Linked DNA regions of Homo sapiens: region 1 is linked to region 2. A link is a contact called in ENCODE Hi-C or POLR2A ChIA-PET data. All regions are on one chromosome and are shown on one strand. The core of a region is the stretch at or near the end of the contact, and the rest is flanking DNA. Distances in the headings are between cores, read along the strand shown. Region 1 has its middle 170 kb from the start of ROBO1. Region 2 has its middle 100 kb from the start of ROBO1.

What was found. A loop is a pair of places that touch in the nucleus more often than their neighbours do. ChIA-PET counts read pairs that join two places held with the same protein, here RNA polymerase II (POLR2A). Pooled maps may share reads with other maps.
Region 1: a loop to region 2 is called in a map of PC-9, with 10 times the contacts of the local background. The contact joins two enhancer-like sites. A Hi-C loop is called at or near these places in 1 of 168 maps with a recorded cell type or tissue (PC-9) and 1 of 50 pooled maps. POLR2A ChIA-PET finds 5 or more read pairs at or near these places in 1 of 52 experiments (PC-9).

The regions. Positions count from the first base shown.
Region 1 is chr3:79,931,557-79,939,144 of GRCh38, reverse strand. No RefSeq gene overlaps it. Among named protein-coding and RNA genes, the nearest start is that of ROBO1, 170 kb to the right of the region's middle. RefSeq lists an enhancer at 1,183-1,739. Within about 2 kb of position 1,389, at least 2 of the 41 ENCODE cell types and tissues checked have a DNase peak (open chromatin) inside an H3K27ac peak, as active enhancers do; they include PC-9, where a contact is called at or near this core.
Region 2 is chr3:79,869,068-79,876,752 of GRCh38, reverse strand. No RefSeq gene overlaps it. Among named protein-coding and RNA genes, the nearest start is that of ROBO1, 100 kb to the right of the region's middle. Within about 2 kb of position 4,137, at least 3 of the 41 ENCODE cell types and tissues checked have a DNase peak (open chromatin) inside an H3K27ac peak, as active enhancers do; they include PC-9, where a contact is called at or near this core.

The DNA of each region.
Region 1 (7,588 bases), core at 140-2,639, 65 kb before region 2:
TACTTTTATTAAGTGTTGATAATATAGGCAGGTATGGCTATTTTTATAGTATTTAAATTGAAAAATTTAAACTGCAATGCCCTTGATAGCCAATACTAAAATTCTAAAATTAGTTTTAAAACAAATTAAGTTATGAATTAAGACAATTAAGTTCTGATTAAGATGTTGCTCAAGAAAAGTATTTGTGAAATGACCATTGTAATAAAACAATATAGTACCTTGAACAGAAGGTTTAAAAATATACTGGGGAGAAAGGGAGTACTACTAGAAACTAAAACGTATTTCTTGTCACTTAGAACCACTCGCTCAGAGTCCAAAAAGGGTCACAAGAATTTATGTGGAAATGTCTTGAGGGAGGGCTAATGTTTTGTACCTTCTTTCAGAAGGGAGATGAAGTGCTAGTAGAAGAAACTTTAAGGAAATGGCTTTGGATAACTCATGAGTTCCTACCAAGGCATACTGAATGGCTACATAGGAGTTATCCAGAGAAATCTTAATATGAGGATATGGTTATTAGCCTGAGCAGCTGGGCAGAGACAAAACAGGGACTTACATCTGAGAAGTACCCGCCCTTCCAACAATGGCAAAGTAAAGTTTGTAGCAATGTGTTCCTCATGTGTGGGCCAAACATGCAGTCAGTCTAGAGTCATTTAAAATTGAATTTGAATCAAGAGAATTTCTATCAGTGGATGTGAGGAGAACACTTGACAATCAAGAGCTAAGGGAAGCCCCTTACCCGTGGGTGTTGCTTTCTGATCCAGCAAGAGCCCTCTGAAGATTTCATGACATCATCAAAGGTTCCAAGACTGAATTTCAAGCATCTGCCATTACCAAAGGGCCTGAGAAATCTTAAAAGGGTTTCAGTTAGGGGAGAATATTTCCTTCCCTTCTCTCGCTCTCTCCAGATACTCCAATCTCAGAGGGATCAGTAACTGCACTGAGTAAATGGATGAGTACAGGGTAAATGAGCTATATTCTCTTCTAAGAAGCCAGGAACCCACCAGCAACCAAGACCTAGGTGGAATGGGGTGGAGGGAAAGACATGTTCTTAAATTATATATATTAATGCATTTTGATTATGTATCATTAGCTGCACTTACTCAAATCCACCAGTTCCACTTAAAGTATTACTTATCATAGACAAGTGCTCCTTGGCTCTCCTTTTCTCTCTTCTCTCATCCACAGGACTTTTCTTTGAGAAATTTGCTCCTCCCCCTTTCTTATCTATGTTATTCATGTGAGAATTATTGTGTTTTCAGCTCCAAGAATGTGTCATAATTTGTTTAAGCCAATCAACAGATCATATTTCCTGGTCATTGAGAAACAGTGAGATCTTGGTTGGAGATGTCAGGAGACACACCCACATTCCACAGGTAATTCAGTGAGAGAGACCAAGCTCTTTCATGGAAGAATGTGTAGTACGAAACTGCTGCAGCCACTTAGCTAACACATTGGAGAGGCCTTATCCTCAGCTGGGTAACTGGAGATTAGGGCCTACCAGCAGAGAGCCATTGTTTGAGCCATTGTATAGAAGTTAAGTGAAGTTAGCTCTCCTAGCTATATAGTTGATTGAACCAGTAAATATTACTTCCCCTTTAACCCAATTGGAGTTATTTTTGTGTCATTTATAACATGAAATGTCCTGAAAAATAATTTGAAATGTTTGGTGCCTTCATATGAACACAATTTTACAAATATGCTTCTTGACAGCAAGTTCAAAAAAAAGTTTTAGTCAAATTTACACCATTAAAAAAGGACCTAATATCTCAAACTTCAAGATGCAATTTATGTTTGGAATTATCTATTTCACTGCAAATAACTCCTGCTATTTTAGATTAGTACCTTTTATAAATGTTTAAGGATGACGAACATTATGATTTAGCTTAATAATCTAGCATGAAATCAATTCTCTGAGGATAAATGAGAAGAGTCATATTTACAGTAAATTAAAATTTGTCATATGTTAAACTAATTTAAAAGACATTAAAAAGGCAAAACCAAATTTATCTAGGCGAAATATACTCATAAAACTATTGAGATTTGAAGGGAGAACATACTTTAATTCTACCTCCCCTCAGTATCCGTATATTACACAATTATTTGGTTTATCACATTTGGCCTCTAGTCATTTCTTTACTCTTCATTACAAATTAGCATAATTACTAAATGTTTATTAATTTCAGTTATATTACTTTATCTGTAAAGTTATTTTCTTAATCATACTCAGTAACAAATTAATATTAATCCTTGGAAATAATAGCATTGCATTTCTTTCTGCTTTGTTTTCAGATTTATTCCTGACCCTCAGCTCCAACAGCATTAAAAAAAGAAAAAAATAACATACATTTTCTATTGTGCTTTGATAATTATTTCATTCTGCTCTGCTATCTGGAGTAAATATTAGGCCACAGGGTATGGTCCTTAAGGGGTAACTTCTTCCAATTTCATGTATGAATAAATAATGTTGTATGGAGAATTCTAGCTTTAGTAACATTAGTTTTTACACAGACTATATTTCAATAGAAAGATATGAACAATATAGCAGCCACCTATTGGTTTAATGAATTCATAAAAATGGTAATATCCATTTTCTTATTCTAGCAATGTGTAAATTACAGTATTTGAGAGAGCATATTCATAGTTTATTTACAAGTATTCTCATTTATCAGAAAACTAAAATTTATTTGAACTTGTAAAACAAAATGACCTATATATACCAATATCATTAGTCTAAAAAAAAAATAATTATTTACCTCTCAGAGCCCATGAGCTAGGCAAAGATGAGATGGAGATGATCTGATTAAGACGTTGTTCAAGAAAAGTATTTGTGAAATCGCCATTGTAATAAAACAATATAGTGCTTTAAACAGAAGGTTGTAATATATAGTTTAGAGTTTCATCACTCTACGTATTTCAGATGTGGGGATAAATATAAACCTAAGACATAGTTAAGGTAAACATTGGGAAACAATTTGTTTTCTTTCCTTGAAATCAAAGTTACCAATCTCTGATTAAAACATAGTCCAGTTTCATGACTGAAGTATTGGCTGGTGGGAACCAGAATTCAGCTGATCTGATATTTAGGAGGTGATTATTGATCCTGACATCAATACGGCTTTTAGGGTCACCCAGATTGCTCCATCACTGACAGGGGGCAGTCAGATTATTCTCACTATTCCTGGATTTTTTGTGATTTACATAAAGAGACTCTATAGGTGATGCTACACATTTTAATTTTGTTACTTCTAACCAAGAATAATTTAACCAACAGTCATACGCAATGTTCCTCATAAAAATGAATAGAAAGCTTATCAAATAACTGACTATAATAGGTTTATTAATTGATATGGTTTGGCTGTGTCCCCACCCAAATCTCACCTTGAGTTGTAATAATCCCCATGTGTCAAGGGCAGGAGCAGGTGGAGGTAACTGAATCATGGGGGAGGTGTTCCCCCATGCTATTCTCATGATAGTGAGTGAGTTCTCATGAGATTGGATGGTTTTATAAGCATCTGGCATTTCCCCTGCCGAAACTCATTCTCTCTCCTGCTGCCCTGTAAAGAGGTGGCTTCCTCCATGATTGTAAGTTTCCTGAGGCCTCCCAAGCCATGTGGAACTGTGAGTCAATTAAATCTCTTTTCTTTATAAATTGCCAAGTCTCAGGCAGTTCTCTATAGCAGCATGAGAAAAGACTAATACATTAATCAAATCATATTTGTCATTTCTTCTATTATACCATTAAAATTAAAATCCCAATAATACTAAAAATAAATCAAGGTACATGAGGACAGCAATGAAAATTATTTATTTACCCGTATAATAGTTACTCGCAATCACCTGATACTTGATAATACAGTTTAATTTAAATACACAATAATAGGGTTGCCATTTTATTTCCATATGAGAAAGAAAATGATATATAGTGCTTTATCTTTCTAGAAATACAAGGTGTAACAATGTTTAGTTCTTTAAGTTATGAGGTGAAACCATTCAAAAATAATATTTCAGTCAAATTAGTGTTAAAAAAACTATAAATTATAAGAGGAAATATAAGGGAATATTTAATCTTTGGATAAAGTTTTTTTTTTTTTTTTTTTTTTTTTTTTTTGAGACAGGGTCTCACTCGGCCACATTGGCTGAAGTGCCGTGGCAAATCTCGGCTCACTACAACAACCATCTCCTGGGTTCAAGCAATTCTGTCATCTCAGCCTCCCAAGTAGCTGGGATTACAAGCACCTGCCATCATGCCTGGCTAATTTTTGTATTTTAGTAGAGACTGGGTTTCACCATGTTGGCCAGGCTGGTCTTGAACTCCTGACCTCAGGTGATCCACCCACCTTGGCCTCACAAAATGCTAGAATTATAAGCGTGATACACCACGCCTGGCTGGATGAAGTATCTTTATACAGTCTTGCATCACTTAATGACAGGATGGGGATATATTCTGAGAAATGTGTTATCAGGCAATTTCATCTTTATCCTGTCATCGTAGAGTGTACTTATGTGCATAAAACTAGGTGGTATACTGTATTTATCTGTTTTCCACACTGCTATAAAGAAATACCTGAGACTGGGTAATTTATAAAGAGAAGAGGTTTAATTGACTCACAGTTCTCCATGGCTGGGGAGGCCTCAGGAAACTTACAATCATGGCAGAAGGGGAGGCAGGTGCATCTTACATAGAAGAAGGAGAGAGAGAAGTGAGAGTGCAGGAAAACACTGCCTCTTTTAAAACCATCAGATCCCATGAGAATTCACTCACCATCAGTAGAACAGTGTGGTGAAAATGGCCCATAATTCAATCATCACTTCCCACTCTATACATGTGAGGATTACAGGCCCCTCCTTCAACATGTGGGGATTATAATTAAATGAGATTTGGGTGGGAACACAGAGCCAAACCACATAATAAACCCTACTACAGGTCTAGGCTATATGGTGTAGCCTACTACTCCTAGACTACAAACCTGTACAGTATGTTACTTTACTGAATACTGTTGGCAGTTGTAATATAATGGTGTTTGTGTATCTAAGCATACTTAAACATAGAAAAGGTACAGTAAAAATAAGGTATAAAAGATAGAAAATGACATATTGGGCAGTGATAAAGTTTTTTAAATTGTGATTAGAGGTTTCACAAATAAAAATTAGTCAAGAATAAGTACAAAATACAAATGTTAAAACTTATCAACAATTCATTTTATTGTTTCTGAAGTAATACTGTGGTGATACAATGAAATAATATATGAATGTCAAGTCTTCAGAACAGTGACTGTCCAATTAAAGCTACCCGTCAATGTTAGATAGTGCTGTTAGGAACAGGACTTAGAACTGGAATCGGAGTGGGAGGAGAATGAAAAAATAAATATATAGATATTGTCATATTTAAATAAGTAATATTCAAAATTATGGCACTTAGTGAAGAGACATGCAAGTTCTATACTTTTTAGAAAAGTGAAAATTTGCTTAACCTTTCTAGAAATTAATTTGATCTGTCCCCAAAGCCTTAAATGGGTTTCTTGCTATTGATCCAGTAATTTTATTACAAATACTCAATTGAAAAAAATATGAAATATATGAGAAAGTTCATTACTATTGTATTTATAAATTAATAAAAAGTTTAGACAGGAGAATTCTATCTTGTTAGGAATAAGAATCTTACATTTCATTTATTAGATACAAGATTTGTGCACATTCTTAATGCCATCTAATTGTCATCTGGAAATAATAATCCCAACGGTGAGTTACTGGAATAAACACAAAAAAATACTGCATGTAAAAATCTTAGTATTTTGCCTAGGGCAGAATATGATGTTAGAGATTATTATTATTGACAGTGTTACTATAATTGCATGTGCATATTAGTTAGGGTTTGCTGAGTTGCATTAACAAACAGATTGTCAAAATTCTGTGGTTTAGAAAACTGATTTTATTTTTTTCTCTCATGTAATACAGGTGGAGGTTCTACTGCAGTAGCAGTTCTTTTTTGTTGTTGTTGTTGCTGCTGTTGTTGTTGTTGTTTAGATAGAGTCTGGCACGATCTTGGCTCCCTATAACCTCCACCTGCTGAGCTCAAGTGATTCTCCTGCCTCAGCCTCCCAAGTAGCTGGGACTACAGGCGTGTGCCACCACGCCCTGCTAATTTTTGTGTTTTTAGTAGAGATGGGGCTTCACCATGTTGGCCAGATGGTCTCGATCTCTTGACCTCATGATCTGCCCGCCTTGGCCTCCCAAAGTGCTGGGATTACAGGCGTGAGCCACCGCGCCTGGCCAGTAGCAGTTCTTTCTATGCAGTTACTGCTGGTTCAGGCTGACAGAAGCTCTGCCATCTTTAACATACAGCTTTCAAGATTGTTGTCATTGCTTTCATCCTAATCACCTGAAAGCGTGAAAAACCATGGAGGATCATGATTCAGAAAGTTTACATTATATTCTACCCACAATTCATAGACACTCAGCAGTATACCTCATTCACCCTAGCTCTTTGTCCAGGGGGAAAAATCGAGTGAATTAATTTAGTGACTGAATAATGGTCTTTGCCATATACTTATATATAATGATTTTGTATACTTGTTGTTTTTAATAAGATTATTTCTTAGTCAAAACAACCTATTGAAATTATATTAATGTGTTTTAAAAATGAAAATACATAGAAAATAACAAAATGAAATATGACTGTTAAATGTGGGTGACAATTGTGAAAGATTTATTTTCTAAAGGGTATAGCTTTAATAATTTTGACAAGGATTATGATTTTGTTACACTGATAGTAAAAAGAGAAAAAAATTATGTAGACGTTCACAAGATATTCCTGGTTAATTAATTACCTCTTATGAACTCCAAAAATTAAAAAAGCTTGAGGCTATGTGTAATATCTTTTTATTTTAATCCAAGTAATTATTTAATGAAGTTTTGACTCTGATTTTAATTATTTAAAGGGTAAGTACAGTGCTGCACTATTTCTTAAAAGAAATTAAAAGGAAAATCCATGACTCACTGATTTCTGTTCTTTTTCGTAAAATCATTTATCATTCTGTAAATCAGGTTTTTTAGAGAATAATTAAATATTTTCATATTCATTTATTCAACATTTATCAAATACTTTACGAGAAACTCCCCAAAGTGTCAATGATCATCTAAGACCTCAGTTGAGTCAGGGAAATGCATAAATAAATTGATAAATATGTTGAAAGTGTTATAGGTGTAAAGCACTTTGGGAATCCGAAGTAATTACTACTTAGCCTAGATTGAATGAGAGAGGTTGTGATTATTTAATAGCACCTGGTAATATGTGAGGCTTAATTTAATATCTTAGCTGAACATTTCAGGAAAAGCAGCTGGAAGAACAATTCAGGGAGAGATAAGAACATGAAATTATATACATATATAAATAAGTATATATTATATATAATATATATTATATATAAATAAATTACATATGTCTGTATATATACGTGTAATACAATAAAATATAATGCCATTTCCAATGAACAGGGCAGTCAGTTTGGATGGAATATAAAGTTTGTGTTTAGAAAAGGTGATGGACAAATGTTCCAGTGACATAAATTTAGGCAAAATAGTTAGAAAT
Region 2 (7,685 bases), core at 2,888-5,387:
AAAATGGCGTAAGGAAGTAGTGTCTGAGTGATCTTTTTTTTGTTTATTTTTGAGGAGGGGTTCTTATTTATCTACTTAAACAGATTTTGACTTGAGGCCATTGGACCAAAGAAAAACTACAGGTATAATGCGCTTGTTACATCCCAAATTTTCAATTAGTTGTTTTCATATCAAATGCTGCTGGTGAAAATATAAGCTTTAGTAATTTTTTTTTAAATTACTATTTTTGGAGCAGCTTCAAGCAAGAAATACAAAATTCTTATATATCCCCTACACTGCCGCTACAGGTCTGTGCCACACATCCTTCACCAGAGTGGTACATTTTTTAACAATCAGTGAACCCACATCCACATACCAATATCACCCAAAGAGTTCACTCTCAGTGTTGTCCGTTCTTATGGATTTTGACTCATATGTACTGACATATATCTACCATTATAGCATCATACAAAATAATTTCACTGCCCCTCCTTTGTGCTCAGCCTATTTATCCTCCTTCCGTGAAACTGCTGGCAAATATCTTTTTACTGTCTCCATAGATTTGTTCTTTCCATAATGTCATATATTTGGAATCATACAGTATGTAGCTTTTTTACATTAGCCTTTTTTTTACATTAGTAATATGCATTCATGGTTCCTCCATATCTTTTCATGGATTGAGATTTTTTTTAGAAAGACTTTAGAAACTACAATGTATGTGCAAAACCCATCTTGGACTTTGGAATTTAATATGATCGTATTTTACTAAGATAGGTAAGATCCAAAATGGATAATAAGAGATTTTATCTAGGCAAGAAGGCTTACTTTATGAAAAATACCTTCAATAACATTCGTTTTATTTAACTGTCAATTCTAAGGACTCTAAATTAGATGATGCTTGGTGGTTACCAAGTCAATTTAATGGACATAAATCATTCTGAATCCTACCAGAAAATTCTTTAATTTGTAAACAGAGTTTTGGGAACAATAAACCACGGGCTCTTGTGTATGCGTATGCATGTGTGTGTTTAATATAATTAATAGGCAGATTAGTGGCCTGAAATTTGTACAGAATAGGAAGTTCTATTTTTTCTTCCAAAGGTAACTCAAACTGGACCTGGCGTAGTGTTTAAACCCTAGAAGCAGAGATGTCTTACAAGTAAACATTTTAAATTGTGTGCATACCATGCATTTCCACAGTTTATATAGCCATACTCAAGAAAATACCAGATCTGCCTACTTATGCTTCTTGGAATAATTATACATTACTCGGTATTTCAACCATATTTATATAAGAGGTTTTATTCAACTCTGTATTTGCACATTATTTTCTATATCTTTAGTCTGCATATTTGTATTTGAAAATATTCAATGAAAGTATGTAATATAGTGGTAGATAACAAATGTGTTCCATTAGGTTGCACAATAGAAATGGAAATGTGGCTTTATGAAATAGATTATTATCATTAAAATTATATCTTTGATTTTAAAAGTTATATTTAAAGTAGATAACCAAATCATGTCTTAAAATTTTCCATGGACTATATTTGAGGCTAATTTTATTATAATTCTCATTTTGCATTATTATTCCAAGGCAGTAAGACCAGATAATTAAATTAACTGTGACTTTGCAACTAATTTTCAGATTTTTTAGAACATATGCTGCCTTTCATTTTCTAATTTATTCAAACTTTGACCTGGCAAGTTATTTACCCCTCCAAATTAACCTGAGGATCAATTTCACAGAACAATAACATTTTAAGAAAACTGAGTAGCATAGTATAGATTTTCATAAATAAATTAACGTTCTTTTGATTATGAATATTCCTGAACACCTGAAGAGCCAGATTTGAAATGGCAGGATAGCAGCCAACTACTGCCCTGTTTTTAAATCGGTGAGTTCACCATTAGGTCACGTCAGTCATCTGAAGAGTCAGGGTTTCATTCCTTAAGACATAACTGTTCCATAGCAACATCATTGCAACTGGATGCTTTTCCAATTAAGGATCATGTTTGGCTGCCTATAGCAGAAACCTGTCTATAGGGGCTTAATCGCATAGGGATAAATTTTATCACATAGTGAGAAAATCCAGGGATGATAATAAAGTGACTTCTCCAAACCATCCAAGTCCAGGCTCTTTACCTATCTCTGCTCAGATATCTTTAATTTAAGGCCTTCATTTTGATGTTCAAAAGTTGGCAACTTCATGTCTAGAGATTGCATTCTTGCTCCATGCAGTTAAAAGAATCAAGGACAAAAGACAAAAGAAAAAGACTGGCAGTGTCAGTGCCTTGGTGTGTTCAGGCTGCTTTACCAGAATACAATATACCAGGAATTTATTTTTCATAATTCTGGAGGCTGGAAAGTCTGACGTCAAAGCATGGCCACATTAGTCTGGTAAGGCTCCCATTCTTGATAGGCAGCCGTCTTCTCATTGCATCCTCCCATGATGGAAGGGGCAAACTCCAAGTCTCTTTCATAGGGCACTAATTTCATTCATAAGTGTGGACCCCTTGTGGTATATTCTTCTACCAAACGCCCTACTGCCTAATACCATCACATTAGGGGGATAGGATTTTAACATATTAATTTTGGGGGAGCACACACTTAGCAGCCAGCTAAGTCAGTTCTCTTAAACAAAAACAAAAATCGTTACCGGGAATACACAACTGGCTATTTCCACTGAAATCTCACTGGTGATGACTATATCAGATGAGAACCCTTAACTCTTAGGAGAGGCCTCACTGCGAGTACATACAACTGGGAACACCGGAATACTGTCACACATTTGCACACAAATCACAGTTCTCTTAGAAAAGAAGGATGAGGAAACAAATATCAAGTAGGCAACTAGGAGCATTTGTCATGGAAGCTAAGTATGATTGAGGTAAGAATTATTCAACCTAAACTCTACCTGTTGTTAGTGTAAATTTTTCCACTTTTAATCTGCTTCCCAACATGTAGTAACTGTAATTACTGTTAGTCATAAATTTTGCTCAAAAAAATAGCTTCATAATTTTTACATTCCTTTTATTCCACTGGATTCTCAGTTGCCCAGTCCCAGTGTTCTCTGCAGTCACCATGCCTGAGCTGCTTACTAGCATGGCTGCGTTATTACCATGTAATATTCATTCACTTCCAAAACCTTTCTCTATAGGTCCCTCTCACACCATCATCTCCTGTCCTTCTACTTCCCCACTCCCTTACTCTCACTGAATCTGATCTCTGACATCTTTGTGATTTGTGGGCATTCAAACTTCTAAGTCTGGCAAACAATCAGGTCCCTTCTAAATTTCTTTGCCACCTCCTTCCCCTGTCCTCACATCTCCATGTCATGAATCTGGTAACTGATAATTTTATCAGTGCACTCATTTTAGCAGTACACTCATTTATCCTCAAGTCCCCATTGACTTTCCATAGAATATCACCAAGACCTTATGTATAAGACCACATATTTTGCTGTGTCCCAACATAGTACGAATTCCCAGAAGCCATAGATGGTTGTATACAACCTCTGCCACCCTTATCCCCCATGCAAATAGGAAAGAAAGAGTTGGGAGGCCTTTATTTTATACCACCATTCTACTAGGGAAGTGAAGCTTACCTCTTTATACTTAGTACATTATGTGTGTATGCAGGCGGGTGGGTAGGCCCTAGCTCAACAGTATTAATATTTTTGATCTCTGAAAAAATAAATACCTGATACTCACTATTCACTAAATATTGTTTATTGTAATACAATAATTCAACTATAGAAAGCAGTAGTCTCTGAAATCTCAGCAATGTATGGAATCTTTACCTTAGGACACAGATAGTATGTACTTCCTTCCCTGAACCTCCTGGATCTCAAGAATATGAAATATTACAGAAAGAAAGAAAAAATTCTGGGAATCAGGTAGTTCACCAATACATCTCACAGAAAAAAAATGAACAATTGCTCAATGAAATAAAAGAGTCAAAAATCTCATAATAAAGAATAAATCTTTGGGCAATTAAAAATTAGTATGACTTTTGGAGATAAAATCTTCTGGAACTCTTACTCAGTGCTGGGGAATTCATTTTTGCTAGATATGCAGGACTCTGTTAACATAGGCTACCAGCCAGCACTTACATGAACTTTTTGTTATGATAAACTTTTTATTGCAATGGTGCACGTAAGAGGGATTTGACCTGCATATGCCCTGAGAATTCTTTTCCAGAATGTAACTCACTTCAACAAGGCATTTAAAAACATGGGTATACTTTAAATAAAGATGTCTTCAGACTTCAGTATCCCATGCCCTTTAAAATCACAACCACTCAAAGAAATAATTGTTTGACTTCAAAATAAAATAAGTATAAAGATATACTTACTAATGATATGAATAAAATAATAATTATTATTAACAATTCATAGTCTTTATTAGATATGATGCCAAAAATCTACGTTGAAGATCTCTTTCTTGGTACAAATGTTACCTGAAAACATACATTTTTTTGTATATATCCTGTATGTTTACTTTTCAATTCTTTTGAAGTAAGGCCACAGGGATATCTAATTCTGTAATCTTATAGTTCTAAACCTGGACATAAGAGGAACAAGAATTTTCAACTAAAACTTGTTTAATATTATGCTTAAGATTTTAATAAAATGTAGTAAGAGTTGTATGTGAACTCTGAATGAGTTCTATATGAGCAGTAAGAACAAGCAAAATTTACTGATTGCCACCAATTATGTACAGGTTGCTGCTGTAGGTCTTTCTTTGGCTTGGGCTTGAAGTGAGATGCTATATGTAGGTATAAATATGACCCTAGATTCAAAAGATTCAATTATAACTCAAAATATGCAAAGCATCACAAAGCAGCATGGGAGATGCATTTGTCATATCTTAAGCTAGCTCTCATGTTACACAAATGTGCATTTTATCTATGATAACCTTAGCAACAACATTTTTATCTGGTTAAAACTCCTCCAGCATTAAAATCATTACTCAGCATTTCTCACAAAATATTGACCCTTCCCACGCCTAGCACCACCACAACATACCATTTTTGGAAATATGAGAGATGGTGATAGACTACTATATTCTGATCCTATAAACCTTTGAAAAACTTTGTTGGAATAATCATTACTGCTATTAGCCAAATATTCCCAGCTTTTCTTTTTTAGGCACATGGTAGGATTCCTCCCTTCCTTTGGAATTCTCTACTCTTGGAATTGAATTTGGCTTTTTAATTTGTTTTGGCCAGCAAAATGTGTGAAGTGCTGTTAGTAGCTGTAGAGAGAAGCTTTTAAAGCTAATTTGTAACTAATCATTCTCTCTCTCTGGCATGATAACGGGCACTATTAAAACACTGACCACACCATCAGCCTGGACCCTTTACTGACCACAATTAACAGAGACCTCTGCCAACCACGATAGAAATAAGGCATGACTGAGAAACAAACCTTCTTTATTTTAAGTCATCAAGACTTTTGCATTTGAATACTGCATCACACGTTAGCGTATCCTGATACAAGTGGGAATTTTAACTTACTGCTCTGGGACTGAACTCTCATGGAAAACCTGAACCAACAATCACAATCGAGTATTAATTTAAGATCTGTATTCCTTGTACTTATTCATTCAGGAAACATTGGAGGGTTAGGATAACATTGATAACTTTACTAGACTTGGGAGTATAAAGATGAATTAGTTGTGGTCCTCGACCTCAGTAACCTTATATTCTAATGTGAATTTCTGAGATGTAATTAAATAAAATAATAAGAAATTTATTTTGTAGTGGGTTCACATTAGTCGATTTTGCAGGTGGTCAAGCTTTCCATGGGAACCATTGCTCTAAGGACATTATTCTAAGCTGAGAAAACACCCTGTGCAAAGAATGAAATTATAAAAAAACTATTTAGATTACGTTGATAATCTTACTACAGCTGAGGCGCATGTCTATATATTAATTAGAATACATATGTCCAAAGAGATAGAATTCCAAGTTTATTTTTTATATTTTTCCCACTCTAGTTAGCAACCTAACAAAATATTTAGAGTTCGTGCTAAGCACCATCAGGGTTATTCCAATCTATATCTTACATTGAGACAGGATTCCTGCAGAAATAATTCAAAAGCATATTTTCCCTTGTTATATTTATTTTGGTTTCAGAAGAATTTGGATGTGTATGGTTGCATAACTTTACAGCTTAATTTATTGAATATTTTTGAATATTTGAAAATGTGTACATTTCCCTTTATTCAGTTGTGAGAACCAAATTTAGCATTTTATAAAAAACTTTCAGCAAAAAATTCTTTATGATCCTATGATCCTATGCCACCACTTAACAAAGTCCATGTGGGAATTCTGTGTGATACCAGGTGGCCTGTCTCTTCAGGAAGTGCATTTTCATAAAAAGGGGTTGTCAGGAAAAGGTGTCATATATCCATTGGGTAGCTTTATTGTATTTAATATTTTTCTTTATTTTTATTCAAACTGTATTTTAAGAAATTCATCAAAATATGCTAGGAATTTTGTTTTTCTTTTTTTTTTTTTTTTTTGCTGCTTCTCACTCATGTGAAATCCTCAGCCACATCACTTTCTGGTTTTCCTGCTCTTGTAAAAAATGTTGGTTGGGTTGGTTAGAGTCTTGTCGCTTCTAACAGCTAATAAAAATGTCCACACCGAAAAATCCATCCAAAGGCCAACTTTTTGTATCAATTTTGTGTTTACGTTTTAGGAAATTTAAGTTCAGTTATTTTGTGTTTTAGGAAGATGGTAGGAAATAGAACACTGTGTCATAGTACCATTTTTCTTAGTACACTATATATAAATTAGGTGGATATACAAATTGAATCACATCTAGAATAAAGCTATAGCCAACTTCCACTTCCTCAGCAATCACAGCAATATGTTATAAACTCTCCCGCATGTGGTATTAAATACTCTATTTTGAGTATCTCTGTGATTGCAACTTTTCTTTAGATCTGAAGAAGACATTTAAATTTCCAATTGCTGGCTTCACTTAAAATTGGTTTTCATTTATCCTGATCTGCATGCCTGATCCTATGCAACTACCATGCTGACATAGAACTCTTTTTCTAGTCTTGATTGCTTTTACATATGGTTCACTAGCTCTTGCCAACAAGCCTTTCTTAAAACACTCAATTTTTTCCTACTTATTCTGTTGTGTTTTGTTTTGTTTGGGTTTGTTCAGGGAGAGAGGGTCTCATTCTGTCTCCCAGGCTGGAGTTCATTGGTGCAAACATAACTCACTGCAGCCTGGAACTCTTGGACTCAAGCAGGACTCAACTCCTGCCTGAGCCTCCCTGAGTGCTGGGACTACGGATATGCCCTACCACCTAAGGCTCCTACCTACTGCATATTCATTTGGTCCATTTGCCCCTTTTCAAGAACTACTTAATATTCTTCATTTCTAAGAGCATTTTATGATTAAACATACTTGGAGAAAATATTCTTGGAGTCTCAGGTAGTACATGTTTAAACAAAAAATCTATGTATATTAATCCATGCTTCTTAAACATTAATGTGCATAAACCAACTAGGATGTTTCTAAAATTCAGGCTCTGCAAATCTAACTAGCTCCCAGGTGATGCCACTGCTGCCCATCTAGACCGTGCTTCGAGTAGCAAGGTGTTACTCTATCAATATCTGACATCCCTTGGGAATGATATAATCAATTATTGAAAATATTTACTCAACATTAACTACAACTGAA